Regions from separate parts of the Mus musculus genome. Here region 2 is linked to region 1. Evidence: chromatin loops called from intact Hi-C (ENCODE). Cell type or tissue: left cerebral cortex. All regions are shown on one strand.

Region 1 (8,000 bases):
TAGGTATTTCACTATATATTGCACATGCCTGAAACTCTATTATTTTCTCACGTGAGAGAAAAGAATATGTAGTTCATTACATTTTCAAATGTATGTAACCCAACAGGTCGATAAACCCACCTCACCCAGAATGTCTTATGAATTAAAGATTAAACACAACTAATGTATCTAGCAAACTACAGTAGTCTAGTATGGCTACAAATTTATGCTTTTCGTCTTTTTTGTTTGAACAATGAAAATCATATTGCATACAGTGCATTGAAATGGGCCAGATATTTAAAAAAGAGTCTCCTTAATTAACTAGAGTTCAGCAATTATATATAGTGAATATAGTTCATTTTGTGTTTTTCTGCATAGTAGTTAGGTCTTTTCATGGAAGCAAGAGATCATATAGATTACACCTGTATGATGTGTATAATCTAGAAGTTATCACATGTATGTACATATATATGTATATAAGCATAATATATATAATATAGCAAAGTCAATGCATGCTATTAATTATTAAATTTTATTAAAATTTTGGTTTAAAAAGTTAAAAATATAATAGTTGTAATTTAATGCATTTTGAATTTATATTTATGATATGGCTGGAGATTTTAACATTGTCTTATTTTTTCTTTCTTTCTTTTTTTCTTCCCGTCTCCTCTCAACAGTCCTGGTACCTGGGCTAGCTTGGTTCCTTTTCAAGTGTCAAATAGGACACCCATCTTACCGGCAAATGTCCAAAATTATGGTTTGAACATAATTGGAGAGCCTTTCCTTCAAGCGGAGACAAGCAACTGAGGGGAAAGAACCACAACCATAGTATAAGAAAATTAGGGGAAAAACACCCAACAAAGGAAAAGAGGAAGACTGGACAACAGGGAGAAAGGAGAGAAACTGAAGAAAGAAGACGGTAGACCAGCATTGCAGCACTTACAGTCACTAATTCCCTTAAGGTTGAGACTATAGTGACAGGAAAGGGTCAATGACATCTCACTGATGCTAGACTGCAGCCCCTGCACCGTAGCCTTTGTTACATGAAGTCCGCTGGGAAATAGATGTTCTGTCTCTATGACAATATATTTTAACTGACTTTCTAGATGCCTTAATATTTGCATGATAAGCTAGTTTTCTTGGTTAGTATTCTTGTTGTTTACGCATGGAGTCACTATTCCTGGTTATCTCAACAACGAAGGCTAGGAGGCGGCGTCAGAGGTGCTGGGGACAGAGCCATGAGCCAGCCATTTTATAAGCACTCTGATTTCTAAAAGTTAAAATTATATATATATATATATATATATATAAAAGAATCTCTGTAGCCTTTAGTTATCCGTACAGATTTATTAAATTTTGGCCCTTAACCCAGCCTTTTCCAGTGTGTAACCCAGTTTGAAATCTTAAAAAGGAAAAAAAAAAAAAAAGAGAAAAAAGAAAAATAGGGAAAAAAAAAACAGTTTGAACTCAAAGGCTCTATGGAAGAAATGCCTCTATGTGGGTAAAGGGTTACCTCTGCATGCAACAGTAAAAAGTAATATAATGTTTTCCCCACAAAAGAAACACTTAACAGAGGCAAGTGCAATTTATAAATTTATATCTAAAGGGGAATCATGATTATAAGTCCTTCAGCCCTTGGACTCTAAATTGAGGGGATTAAAAAGAATTTAAAATAATTTTGAGCGAATTTATTTTCCCCTCAGTTTTTGAGGGCATTTAAAATAAGGCATTAAATCAAGACAAATCATGTGCTTGAACAGAAAAAAAATAAAAAATAAAAAAAATATTGAAAACACAGCACTTAGGTTGGCTTAGCTGCAGCCTCCTCAGAGGTCAGATTATTTATTTAAAATTACTGGTTGCATCAAGAACCCATAGGGTGTACAAACGGTTCTATACAATCTGCATCGTAGAGACAAAGAGGCAGGGAAATCCATGTCACAAGGGTAAAGCTCCCCGTGTACAGGCTGGGAATGCCAGGTAGGCTAGGAAAACCCGCTCGCTCTTCAGAGAAGTGCCATCAGGGTGCTGGGAACATGCATGGTGCTTTCGGACATTAGCCTTGTTCAACACATTTCTCGTATTGACAGATCTATAGTGTGCATGGGCAGACACATGCTGCCTCTGTGTCTCTTAAAATTTTAATTAAAAGTACTCTTTCCAGTAATCCTAATTTGCACGAAGATATAATGTCCACATTACGTGCCTTGCCTTGAAATCTAAAAAAAAAAAACAAAAGACAAAAAAAAACCACAAAAGTGACATCACTACACTTGTTTTGCTGCATTTATTATCGTTTTAAATCTTTACCATTTTTATGACAAAATATTTTGTACTCCAGACGAAGAAAAATGTGTGACATCATGGATTTTTTAGACAGTTACACCTTTATCTCACATTTATAAAGCATATCATGGCTGTGTATAGTTGCCGCTTAAAAATTGTAATCGACCAGCAATATTTTCAGTATTTTTGGTGTTTTTTCTATTAACCTTTCATGTTTTTCATCTTCCAATTAATATTTGGGGGGGAGGGGTTTCAAATTTATACGAATTATGCAATACCAAGTTTTGCCTATGTAGGTAGTGCTTTTAGCTGTATTGGTTATTATAGGTAAGTACACAGATTTAAAAAAGAAATAATGTATGCTTTTTTTGTTTGTTTGTTTATTTGTTTGTTTGTTTTAATTGACCAAAGTGGGTACTGCTATTTTTGCAGTGTGATGAGGTCCTTTTGTGTACTGAGAGATGGACAGGGGATTTTTTTTAATATACATATATAAATATATATATATTCAGGGGTGGGTGGGAGGATTTTTAACCCTTTACAGTGTAGCAGTGAAGCACTGCACCCTGAGATGGGCCTGGGCTGCAAAGCAACTGTTCTGCCTACTGTGACAAACTTCAACTTAAACAGGTTTCCCTCCCTCCACCCCTCCCCGTACTTTCCCACCTGGAGTGCAAGCTGAACTCCTTTCTGGTTTCCAAGCTAAGAAACCAGGAAGAAAAAGCAAGCACAGCAAAAGCCTCCTAGAGGCCAACTTAGAGGAACTGCCCTGTCTTATTTTAGTTGTTATTGATAGTTTTTTGTTTCTTTTTTTTTTTTTTTCCTGAAAGTTCCTGAAACCACAGTGGAAAGTGAGCCTGTCTCATATTTGGCAAAGACATTTCTTGAAGTGCCCACATAGCAGATGTTGGCTGTTTCACACTTTTGAGTTTAACACAGGAATAAGCTTTCTTCTACCAAACACATTCCCCCATCTGGAGGGAGAGCTCCCCTAGTCCCTCCCCGCCCTCTGTCATTTTGTTAATGACAGGATAGGCTGCTCCTGTGACTTACTACTTCAAAATGAATGGTGTTGCACCTAGGATCTTCTTCTTTGACATCCAGAAGGTTGACTAGAGAGAGGGTTGCTCTTCTTGGATGTATTTGGACTGATAGAGTAAAATCAAAGTTCAGTTTTTAAGGAACAAGAATAAATCAATCCTCTTATTTTACCTGCCCTTGTAAACTGGAAAGTGGAGCAGAGGGAAATATAGAATTTTAAGCAACCAATTTTTCTGTGGATGAATTAAGTGTGTTTGATAATGATGGTGGGGGTTGATTTGAACGGGTGGTACTTCAAGTATATATTTGAGTTAATTTCCCCTGAGGACTACAGGTGAATAGAGACCAATTTTATTTTGTCTTTTCCCCATCCCCCACCTGGTCCTATTGAGTGTATCCATTGCTCCAAGGAGATCTTTAGGAATTAGTGACATACGCAGTCGGCTGTAAAGAAGCTCTCTTGACCCCACCCCCAGCCCCACCCCAGGCCCTGCCCTAGTAAATAAACTGTCAAGTGTATGCATAGCAGATCATTTAATAGTGAGTTCATGAGAACGATGCTCAGAAGCCCGGGAATTAAATCTGACTAGTCCATTCATGACCACATGCTGGTTAGCACAGTGGGATTCTAGGATGCAGGTTCTAAGAAAGGCCAGCCTTGTCTGTTACTTGCTTTGCAGATAACACATCCTCTCAGCCAAGCTCATAGTGTCTTTCTGACCTATTTGCTGAAGAGTGCAACCCTACAGGACACAGTATTCTTTCCAGGCAGTCCCCTCTCCTTGTCACCCGTGAATGAACAATTGTTGCTAAAGTACATGGCACACTGTGGGCATCCCTGCCTGCCTCTTGGGTACAGAGGCCTAGGGCAACTGTTCCTTTTTTTTTTTTTTTTTTAACCTAGTTCAATGTTTCTTCTTTTCTTTGAGATAAACTTATTAAAAAAGCACTACTATAGAAAATCTCGAATCCACGTTTAGCCTTCTATTTTTTTTTAAAACCAGGAAGTATATTCTGACGAAGGGCCCCACTTTTGCAGGTCTTGCACGCCCCTTCCTTACCCAGACTGCAGAGCTTCAGGATGGTGAAGGTCACCCAAGGGCATCTGTTAGGAGGTGGTGTCTCCCACCACCAGCTCATGGCACTGTCCAACCTTTGTTGTATTGCTTTGCAGCCCACCACTCACAGTGCCTCTAAAGTGTGTGTTTCCCGAAGTGACGTGAGCAGTCGAGACTTGCCTAAGGGGGGAAAAAAAACCTGAGAGGCAGTGAAGGAGACTGTACATAAAGACATGGCAAAACCTTAAGTATAGCAATATAGTTATCGGGTAATTTTCGGGTGGGCAGCTCCATTATAAAGTATGTGAATGAGTCTGTGAAGCTGCGAGGAGAGAGAAGAGCTTGGCCTTCTTAATGAACCGCCTACCTTGTAGACAGTAATTTGTACACTGTATAGTTTTGTTAAGAATTTTTTTTTAAATTAAAATTCCCATGTTTGTAAAGCTAACTTTTTAACAATTATAATGGAACTATATGTTGTTTCCATTTTTAAAGTAAACAAGAATATTCCTTGTTTAGAGACTGGACTCGAGTTAAAACTCTCCAGGCTCTTAAGTTATGTATTAAAAAAAAAAAATCTGTCCATGTTAGGAGATATTTCACAGGTTCTTGTGCTTGAAAAGCATAGGACGCTAATCCTTAAAAAAAAGTGTAAATGGAGAAAAGTTATATTTTATGAAGGTTATTTTGTTGTATTTAGTATTGGAAGAGTTGGTTTTCAGAGCATTTCAGAATGTTGGAAGCACCGCTGTCCTTTTGTTAGTATATAAGGCCTTTTAGCAAAGGTTTTCTCCTTTTTTTTCCTTTTTATTTTGTGATTATTCCATGATGGTATTTAAGGATAAGTTTCACAGAGCATTCAGGATAGGCAGAAAAAATAATAGTGCGATGTCTCACATAACGTGTCCTCAGGGAGCAGAATCCGGATTTGTGACTTGTAGCTTCAAAAGGACTCAAGGGCAGAGACTGCACGGGAACACCTTGAGCAGCGAAGCAGGGCATGTTCTCTACCTAGACGCAGATTCTATGTACCGTGTGAAACGATGAAGGCTGCAGAAAGTTACCCCCTATCAGTGAACAGTATTCCTTCTCCATGAAACAACGCTACAGTCTTGCTGGCAGATAGGCCCCAAGCATGGCATTCAATATCGCTTACATGTTCCTGTCAAGGTCTTTTGTTCACATTAACCAGCTGCATGCTTCCTGGACTTTAAAAATTGGGGTTTCTATATTTAAAAAACAAAACATATGTGCAGGCTATTCAAGTTCAATAGTAAAAACTCAAAATTGAATGTTCTACTCCATGCTGAAGGAGCTGAAAACTGCCTTCTTCATGTTTTGCACTTTCTAGTAGTTGCCCTGTCTTTTCTAATTCCTGGAAATTGTGTGGGTGGAGTGGATCCCTGCACTGGGGGGAATAACATGGACCACTGATTTTGCCCTTTGACCCTGCACAATGACCTTTGCATCAGCCAAACTCATTGCCATGACAACTCTTTGTACTGTGTCGTGCCACAGATCTGTTGGTCACATTGTTAATAGTAAAGGGGACAAGTTGGAGACGGTCAATTTTTACATTTTTTTTTGTTGCAATTTTTCTTCAATGGTTGTAAGTAGTTTTGTTTTTTTTTTTTAATGATAAAAGGGTTCAGTAGTTAATACTCTTTAGAAATATCTGTGTGTTGCAATTCAAATGTATGTTGAGATTGTGAAAGCGCTTCAGTGGCACTAGCCTACGGGACCCTAGATTAAGCCTTTGATAACTTTTATTGCATGATACAGTACCAGTAACAAAAGGTGGCCTAAACATGAAAAGCAGTGTATGCTAGTGTCACTCAAGCCAGTCTTGTATTACTGTATTTTTGACAGAATGGTTTTGAAAACTGTGCTACAGGGACTGATGTGGCAAATATATCTCTTTATGCAGAAGGAAGTCTTTTTTTTTTTAAGAAAAAAAAAAGAAGTATGGCTTATTATGCATTCTTCATCGAGGGCATTGAAGTTGCATGGACTGATAAAAGTTGATGCAAAATGAGAAAGAAACAAAAAGACAAAAACAAACAAAAAAAAAACAAAAAACAAAAAAACCAGCAAAATGTTTACCAAAAAACTCAAACAAATGAGCAGTGCCTGTCCAATTTCACAGTCTCTGTTGAGTTCAGTTGTAAATATGTTTCAAATGACATTTTCTTGGGAAAAAAAAATCTCTACAACGTTGTGGAATGTGAGGGGCAACTGTCTCCCAGGCATAGGCGTCTCAAAGCTGCGTCAGCTGGCGTCGTCATCGGGCGGTTCATTTGTGCTTCTGTCACTGAGAACTTTGAGCACCCTGGGACGAGGTACCCCCACCTCAATGATATTTCTCTGAGAACAACTTTTGTAGGACTGTGTGTTTCTTTAGATACATTTAGTACAACTGTAGGTGACGAGTAGTCAGTCATTGCTTGCTAGCCACACACCAGGGTTGATCCATTTTAAAACTTTTGGCATATTTGTCCTCCTGGGCCATAAATACAGAACCTTGTGTTTTAATTAGATTTTTGGAAAAAAAATAAAACGAGTAAAAGGAGGCACATGCATAATCTCCATGTAACAAGCCTTTAGCAGTGGGATGTATTACAGGACAGTTACTTACTTAATTTCTGGAGTTCGGGCCTCTGGGATAGGCCCCAGACTGGGCCGGAATGTTAGTGAAGGTTTTATTGTGCCCGGTTGGAGGATAATGTTCTTTGTGTACTTTTTGTGGGTCGCAAATGAACTCGATTGCCACAAGTTTTAAACTGGTGTAAATCAAGCTTGACTTAATGTGATTGTTACTGTTATATCCAGCCTATACTGCTAGCAGCTGCTCATACTGCAGTCAATTACTGGAAGCGGATATATTTCCTATGCAAAAACTGTTTAAAACAATAAAATGAGCTATGCTACAGACTCTGGCCTCGTGTTTTATTTTTCTCAATGTCTTGATGCTCTTTCAGCATGAATGCTGGGTCAGTAGGATTTTGAAAGTTGATCCTGGCCCTTACATTTGGACGTTGGGTGACACCAGCTTACTTTCCAGCAGCTGGGAGGGTTAATATTTCAGTTCAGTGCTGAACTGCTTATCTGTGTAGTTCCTCCTCCCACGATTTTTTCAGCAGTGATAATGAAAATACAAGTGCAGGTACAGAATTTCAGACCCAGAACACCCTTTGAGCTGCGACTTGAAGACAGCGTGTGCCACAGAGACCAGACTGTGGTCTGTTGGACAGAAAGCCACAAGGACCCACACACACACACACTGTAAAGGGAAGGGAAACCCTTGCCCCTCCCTGTGACTGTGGGTTTAGTGGTTATATGAACACTGTAGAATTTTGTTCTGCAAATATCTGCGAAAGGGTATCGTCTTAGGTTTCAAAGAGAGCGCAGAACTTTAGGGCAAGCAGAGCTGATATTCTCTTTCTGAGCCAAGGGCCAGGTTAGAATCCACTCTCACTGAATGCATCGTCCAAGAATGGAGTCAGCTGGAGTTCAATAATAGCTTATTGAAAAGGAATGAGTTTAAATGGTTCCCCGATCTGTTTGAGTGATGTGCATAAATAAAATTAAAAGGTAATGCGAGCTTCTTTGAAAAGAGAGAGAGAAAATGCCTGGAAT
Region 2 (8,000 bases), 200 kb before region 1:
CACTTTGTGTTCAGCCACACCACATCACAGTATCAGTTAAGGAGCTTGACTTGTTTTTGGCATACTACGTGCAGGAGCAAGGTAGGAGCAGATTGTTCTTTCTTCTAGCATGGTAAACACTGCGCATACACCTCCAGATACGGGATCTCTGGCTTGGACCGGAGTGTCCTGGAGGCCTCCAGATGGCATCTGCCCTCCCCCATTCCCGGGAACCGTGGTGCTCCCAGTAGTGCTCCAGGTCCACGGTCATGTGGGAGCCATGGAGATGGGCATGGAGCTTCCGTAGCTGGAAGCGTCCACATTTGAAGGAAGGACAGAAGGATAGACAGACAGACAGATGCAGAGTAGTCTAAGAAATGCAGCTGATTGAACTCCAAATTTTGTGCTAGGCTCCTTCCCACGGCCATCTGAAAATGCAACATGACTGATGGCAGCCAAAGCGCTGTTTAATAATCTTTGTACCAGTCTATTACCTAACGAGGTGGATGAACCTTGTTCAGTAGTCTAGGGGCGGGTGCACCAAAAATCAAATTAGCATTTACTATTACAAAATATCTAAGCTGGCCATTATCAAAATACATATCTGACAGAGGCCTAGATTTATGTTGTTTCTGTATTTCTATCAACACATCCTTGGGATTGTGCAGTGCTTGCTGTAGATTTAAAGCAACACAGCTCTCGTTTAAATAACTTTTAATACTTTCCCAGAGTGACCAGGGAACACTCTCTATTATTAGTTGACTTGGATGCAAATTCATAAAGCTTCCCAAAGAAGAAGTCACAGCTTTCTTGACAGAGCATCACAGAGCAAACCAGAAAGTAGACTGGTTACACTGGTTTAAAATAAATCTCCAAAGAATGTAGAAACCGCATGCCGGCCCATGTTTACAGTCCTCGATAAAGAGTGCTGCAAATGTGGCCCGGACTGTGCAGCATAGGCAGTGGGGGTGCCAGGGAGGTTTCCGTTGTTAATGAGCCGTGTTTCTTTGTTGTTGCTGGTTTTTGTAGGAAGGTGAGACTTTTGACTTTGTTTTCTTCAAACCAGCATGTCAGGATACAGTCCACATAGGAAAGCCCCATACTGAACGTGGGCTCGATTTTGGGCTGCCACAGATGGTGGGTCATTTCTGAACTTGGCCTGGTGGGAGGGAAGATGGCCTGCAGACAGCCAGGTGGCAGACAGTTATCCGATGCTCATTATATAAATGTGGGGTTTAATAAATAGAGGTACGTTATTGTCATCCAGAAGAGTAAGATAAGAAAACTAAGCTGATGACTCAGACTTTGGCGTAGAACTTACTGTGTGTCCCTTTGCCTTGATTTTCCCTTGAATGAGTTCTGGAGATCTGCTTGAGTGTCATTTCCAGTTTCGTACTTTGATTCTAAATAACAGTGTTGGACATCATCGTTTGGAAGTGTGTCTCTTAACAAACAAAAACACCACATTTGTTATTCCCCTGTGTTTAGAACTAAAATTCAAGTAATGATGAGCCGGGGGAAATATACATTTTCACCCTTGATGTCCTAAAATAAAAACTTATTAACACATGACAACTTGATTGACAGCTGTCTCAGAGGCGACATTGTAAGGTGGGCTACATGCATGTGTTAGATTGACTATGTGTTGTAAGTGTGGTGAAAGTCTCTGGTTAGAAGGGAAAGTTTTGCAAAGTGGATCATATAACTCTAGTCGGGAGGGAAGAACTGTGCAATGATTCCCCCTTTAACTCTTGATGGTTAGCCACGAAGTGGACATACGTGCCGATTTATCCCAGGGCAGTCAGCCAAATCTCTTTGTTTTGTTGAACTGACAATAGAGACTGTCCTTTGGATTTAGGAAAATAGACTGAAAAAAGGAAAAAAAAAGACATATATATAAAACCATATATATATATTTTTTTTCATGACACCAGTGGTTATGACAATCATGATGTTTTGAGCCAAATCTTAGTGACTGTGTTTTCAGATAAAATATTGATTCAATATGAACAACGTTTTGGTATTTTTTCTGTACATTCAGTCACCTGTCCCCTCTGTCCCCTCTGCCACCTGCCCTCACATCATCCCCTCTTAACATCTGGTCACTTCTTACAAGAGTCACAGCCCAGTGCTTTTCCGTTTTCTCTTTTTCAAGATTTATATCTTGTTATTTGTGAACTGTGAGTTGACTGTCATTTCTCACCGTAGCTGATTAAAGAAAGATAAGTCTGCAAACACCCCGGGTGCTTCATCTCACATCATAACTTTTTGTTTCTCCTCTAAGTACATGAAATCAGCCTTACTGTTCTTTAGAAATTAGGTAAAGAAAAGAAGAAAACATGAAAGAAGAATTAACACAGAAAAAAAATATTTATAACAGAATGAGCAACAAAATGACGTCCCCTTATCCGTCCTCTCCCCTTAGAAGGGACTGGGAGAAAAACAGGAGGAAGAACAGAGAGAATGCCAAAGATGGTTGCCACTGGCACCAGGATTGGCATCAGACCCTCTTTGTTTAGCTCAGGATGCCTGTGATTTGTTAGTTGGCATCCGCATTGCAGTGTGGAGTGATGTTACAATATATTGACAATTTCCAGATCTAGAAATGTCAATAGTCCTCTTGGCTATTTGCAGATCACATGCTTCGTCTCTAATGGAAGACGAGATAGAGACGGATGGATAATAAACTTTCATTGTTGACCAACTTCCCATTGCTTCTCTTTCTCCCTCCTTCTCTCTTGGTTCAACCCACACGTACCCTTTCTCCTTCCCTGCAACATCATCTTTTCTGAAATGTGGAAAGAGTTACTGAAGCTTTGACACAAACTATAATGCTACATCTGCATCTGATATAGTTTTGGGGAGATTTTATATATTTTGAAATCATTTTTGATACGTAGTTTATTAGGTTTTAACATCACAGGGCAATATTTTGTTCAAAGCTCAAATTCTTTGTTACTCAGTGTCTCCCCTCCATATAGCCTGGTTGACCGCAATTCAGTCCATTTTAATCTTTTTTTTTTTCACATTAGTGAATGGTTATATGAAATTTAGTTATTTATGAAATTATCTGCCTTCGTTTTACCTAAAATTTGGTAACTGATTTGGGAGTAGCTGTATTTAAGTCCATAAAAAAAAAATCATCTGATGCTATTGATTCAGAGGGCTGCGCTTCGGCTGTTCCGTTGCTACAAGAACCGCCATTTTGTTTGTGAAGTGCCAGGCGAGGGGGAAAAAAAAAGGCAGACACTGTGTTTGATGCCAATAATGGTTGCCAGTGGCACCGAGGTTGGCATCAGACCCTCTTTGTCTAGCTGCTGAATGCCTTTGATTCGTTGGTTGGCATCCGCATTGCAGTGGGCACACTGGAAAGTTTTTGACAATCCCTGAATGAAAGCTTCGTGCTCGTCTGCTGCAGCAAAGCTTGGCTAATAGAAAACCCTTCCCCTTTTCTTCCCCCAAAGGCTAAAAAAAAAAAAAAAAAAAAAAAAAAAAAGATTTGGACAGATTAAGGAAAAATCTTTCTAAAATGGGCTCCATATTCCCAAAGATGTTAAAGATGTCCAATGATTCTTGGCCAGGTGGTACCTATTCCCCATATTGTCTTTGTTATTGCATTCATCCAAACAAAGCAAAGAAAACAAAATGAAAACCAGCAAGCCTTGTGCAGTATACCTTCCCAGGACGTCCCGTCCTGTAAACTACAGGGGAGGCTATGTCAGGTGTGTGAGGACATGCTCAGTGTAGTGATGTATGAGTGCACCCATTATAACTGGCTGTTTCATTTACATCCCCATTTATTTCTTATTTAATTTCTAGTTCTCTCAGTTTCTCAGCCTCCTCATTTTTTAGTAGTCTGTTGAGAGGCCCTCACTTCCCTCTCTAGTTAGCAATGTGTACAGTGAACACGTGAAAAGCAGAAAACCTTAATGAGGGAAGTACATGCTAAAATCTGATATAAATCAGTCACTTCTGGCCCCTTCAATTCAATTCTGCAACAAGATCTTGTGAAAATCCTTCGTACACGATTCCACATACTTGGGGAGTGTGAAGTTCGGAGGGTGGGGGGCAGACAACAACCATAAGGCTAGAGTAATCTCAGTTCAAGTTTCCTAGATAGTTAACATTAATATTGCTTCCTGGTTAACCACCATTATCTCATTAATTAATAAGAAGAATTAGCAGTTCTACCCAAAGGGCTACACAGAAGGAAGTGTGGCCTATGGGAGGCCTTGAGTCGCCAGACTGTGTCCTGTCTGGAGCCAGAAGATGCAGGGATGCTGGTGTGTGTGTGTGTGTGTGTGTGTGTGTGTGTGTGTGTGTGTGTGTAAAGGGCTGTGGGGAGAAAATAAGGACTGGGCTTTTTCTGAGCCAGGGAGGGTTTTTAAAGAAAAGAGAGGTCACCACACAAAGTTTAAAGACCTCTAAAGATAGTGTCTGCTGTTATGAATTTAACAGATGGGAGTTTAAAGCAAGTCAGCTTAAGTGATCTTTGGACCCCACTTTCTACTCTTATTAGATATGTTTTTGGAGCATGGCAGAGTTCCGCAGTGTTGCTTGCTTCTATCCTGGACAGGGAGCACCCTTTAACCTTGTTGAACCTTTAGCATTAATTGTGATGCATCGCATCGGCACAGTGCAGCACCTTTTTCTTTTTCTTTTTTTGCTTGATTGTTAAACGATATCATAATTGAGGCGTATTTTGAAGTTGTGAACCATGTGACTTGTTCAGAAGGGAAGTTGTAATCATTATTGTCTTTGAAACAGAGCCCTTCCTGCTTGTCACATGGCATTAGTGAGGACGCACATGCAGAGAGTGATTTTCCCCCTTCAGCTACCGCAGCTTAGAATCCTTCTGGGTAACAATTATTTCTTTATGAAAAGCTTAAATAGATAATTGTTTGCAAGTTGACAGCGCATTTTAACATTTTAATAATTTTCACTTCATTTGCAGGTATTTCCCATTGTGGGGGAAAATAAGCTTTCATAACGTGTTTAAATGAGGCTGCTCTGCGTAGTGATTTGGTGGGCTTGCATTGTGACATCAGAGAGCATGAATTTTGTGTGTAGGATAACTACTTTGGATGAGTGTTTGATTTAGGGAAATGCTGTTTTAAGTTTTCCCACCCTGGTACCCTGTCCTTGACTGAACTCCTGAACTCTGGTATGCATTTGTTTTCATTCTTCTTCATACACAATTCAGAAGATAAAGAAGGATTCTTGGTGGTATGCCTGGCCCCTAGGCTTAATGAGACCTTTGTTAGAACATATATTGTAAGATGAGATACTTAGCAATTTTCCCACTGATAAGGACAAAGCAGAGTCAATGGAACCAGAAGTTCACCCTCTGTGCCATGCTGTCCCTGCCCCAAGATAGCTTTGCCAGACAACTCAAGAGTTAAACTCTGAGGCCCTGGCTGCCAGCTGGAAAGGTTGGCATCTGTGTCCTGATATGGCGAGGCAAGCTTCTGCATTGCTGTTAACATGGTCTCACTTTTCAAAGGCAGAAGGAAGAGAGAACACAGGAGAGACAGAGATGGGGATAGGAGCATCATTTGCTACAATTCGTGTTTTCAAATATTCAGACAATGCAAGGCACTATTTTCTGAAGGCAACAAAGGTTGGTAAGGTTGGAGGCAGAGAACAGAATGAATTTTGAAGTGAAAAAATATGTATATACATTTTGCATGTTTGGAGTCACACACTTTGTACTCTGTGTCTCCCTTGAGTGAGAATCAAAATTATGTCCATTGCATAGGAATGGTAGTAATCTGGGTGGGTGGGGGCACTGAATTCCGTAGTGACAGAGAGGGTGGTTGGGTATTACAGGGGCCAGCACCCTGTTCAACACAGTGACATATGTGAGCCTGCAGACCTCCAGTGTGCATAAGTGCATCCAAATGGAGAAGTATAGATTTATGGAGGATTCAATAGGATTTTAAAGTACACATAGATGTTTCTACCCTAAATTTGGAATTTGAGTACAAATTACCAAAAGGAAATGAAAGATTTAATATCCATTGACTTTCCTTAGTTTTAATCTGATACTCCAGTTTGAATACAGTCTAAGATACTCAACTTAGTAGGGTCTTTATTCTCATGAGCCTTGATTCTGCTAAGTTAACATGAAAAAGTTCTACTGTTTGTTTTGTGACATTCTTCTTGCTGTCTCCGCTGAACAGTTAGAATACAGCACCTGAAGATGAAGGTGTTTATTTCTGAGTCTGAATCTACAGTCTACAGTCCTAGTAGCTGAGATACTTTAGTTTTCATTTTTGTTATCACAATGGCCTACAGGACATCTAAACTTATCTTCAAAGGAGTAATTACTGCCATGTTTGGAGGAGACTGGTGAGGAATGGAAACAGCACACAAGGCTCGCACTAAAACTGATTGGTACTAAAGAGCTGCAAATGATGCCACAGAACAAGGCCAGTCTCCTTTAGGAAAGTACCTTCTAGTAAAGTTTCTTTTAGTTTAGGGAAGAATAGCATTTTATAGTGCAGCGGTAATGGGAATCGAACTCATGACCCTCTGGGAGTTTGTCAGCCCACATGCTGTGGCAGAGTAGCCAGTGTAACTCTCAAAGTAAGTGTTTCAGCTTTTCTCTTCCAAGGAAGAATCCAAGGCCCCATGGTTATGGGATTGAAAACGCACGTTGGTCCAGAAATGTGTCTCACACCCAGCACCGTGAGAAGAGGTGCTTCTTTTTCTGCTGGGCTCACTTTTCTGTGGCAGTGTGGTACCTTGTCTCATTGAAAAGTAACTTCTTGGGTTCTTGAATTCTAATTATGTGCTGTGGTTAATTTAACAGAATTTGGCGGTTAGGATTTGGCTTAGAGAACATCAAATCATCCAACTGTAGGGGAACTTGTGAGAACTGAGTGTATACAGCAGGGAGTGAGGTTGTGGGATTATCTTGTATTACCTGGAAGTTACAGGACGTGAGACTAATAATACCTGAATGGTTGGGCTTGTTGGCTGTTAAGTTATTCAGAAAATTGGGATAAATGGCTACCAATTAACCATTGAGGTGGAGAGACCTTGAGGCTGAGTTGAGGGCTACACATTAAAAAAAAATTCTTATAATTTAAGCAAAGCAGTCTTCGATTGCCATTCATGTGCATCAGTACATTGTTTATAATAAAACACTTAGACACACAGTCTCTCTGGTTGTGATGATAGTTTAAGCAGGACACTGTTGATGAATCACAGACAAATTAAAGAACTTTGAATAAAGACTATATAATTGGGAATATGGAGTGATGGATGAAGTAATTTTATGAGCTGAAAAGTTGCCTGGAGGTTGTGTATTTTCAGAATCCCATTTTAAGGCACTTCAGAGCATGCATTAAGTTACTGATACAGCACAATCAGAAAACAGAATTTGTTCAAACAAGTACAAAGTGAAAAAGGAGCTGCCTTTGAAGAACGTCGTAAATGCTAAGTTCATGCAGTTTTAAAGTTATAGTCACCTTCAAGTATTTCTCAAAGGAGGGAATTGAAGAAGTTCTAAGCACTGTTTTTTTAAATACACAGACATATTTACTATTATATAAATTCAAATATGTCTTTCATAAAACTAAAAAAAGTATTTAACAGGTACTAATTACTATTCAGCAATACAAACTCTGATTTGGAAGGAAAGTAGTTTTTTTTTTTTTTTTAAAGCTTGATTTTGTATATTTATATTGGAAAAATGCAGACAAACATGGAATAGTTTTAACAGTAGCCGCTTGAGAGTAGGGAAAATAAACCTGACCAGGCATAGAGATGTTAACAAAGTTACTTGAAATAGAGGGTATTTGGTAATTCATATAAGTTGCAGACTCTACTAGTGTTTGTAGGAATGCGGGTATGAAGGCTGTACCCATCTATTAGTGAATTCTAAAGTGTGAAAAATGTTCTTGCTTAGGACAACTTGTATTTTATTCTTCTGACATCTGCAGTTTCTGGATGGATTAGCCTAAATTTGCTATGCTATGTTAAAAGCCTTGTTTTATGAGGTTGGTCTCAGCTTC

The links. A loop is a pair of places that touch in the nucleus more often than their neighbours do. Peaks named below come from ENCODE experiments on the same cell type or tissue, not always from the same donor. Only the 100,000 strongest peaks of a DNase experiment are listed, where the experiment ranks them.
Region 2: it touches region 1 in a loop (2.8-fold over the local background); 8 of 42 quality-filtered maps call a loop at or near these places.

Annotation. Positions count from the first base shown.
Region 1 is chr4:82,289,468-82,297,467 of GRCm38, reverse strand. It overlaps Nfib (nuclear factor I/B), which reads left to right. Exons shown (of 12, transcript NM_001113209.2): 12 at 657-7,295. The coding sequence ends at 786. Among named protein-coding and RNA genes, the nearest start is that of Nfib, 210 kb to the left of the region's middle. In left cerebral cortex, a CTCF peak has its summit at 3,023; a DNase peak (open chromatin) is centred at 3,198; H3K27ac peaks cover 492 bases.
Region 2 is chr4:82,490,319-82,498,318 of GRCm38, reverse strand. It overlaps Nfib (nuclear factor I/B), which reads left to right. Exons shown (of 12, transcript NM_001113209.2): 2 at 1-81. It also overlaps 2310067E19Rik. Among named protein-coding and RNA genes, the nearest start is that of Nfib, 11 kb to the left of the region's middle. In left cerebral cortex, no CTCF peak of the experiment used is centred here; DNase peaks (open chromatin) are centred at 1,716, 2,182, 2,523, 3,275 and 1 more place; H3K4me3 peaks cover 3,620 bases; H3K27ac peaks cover 3,990 bases.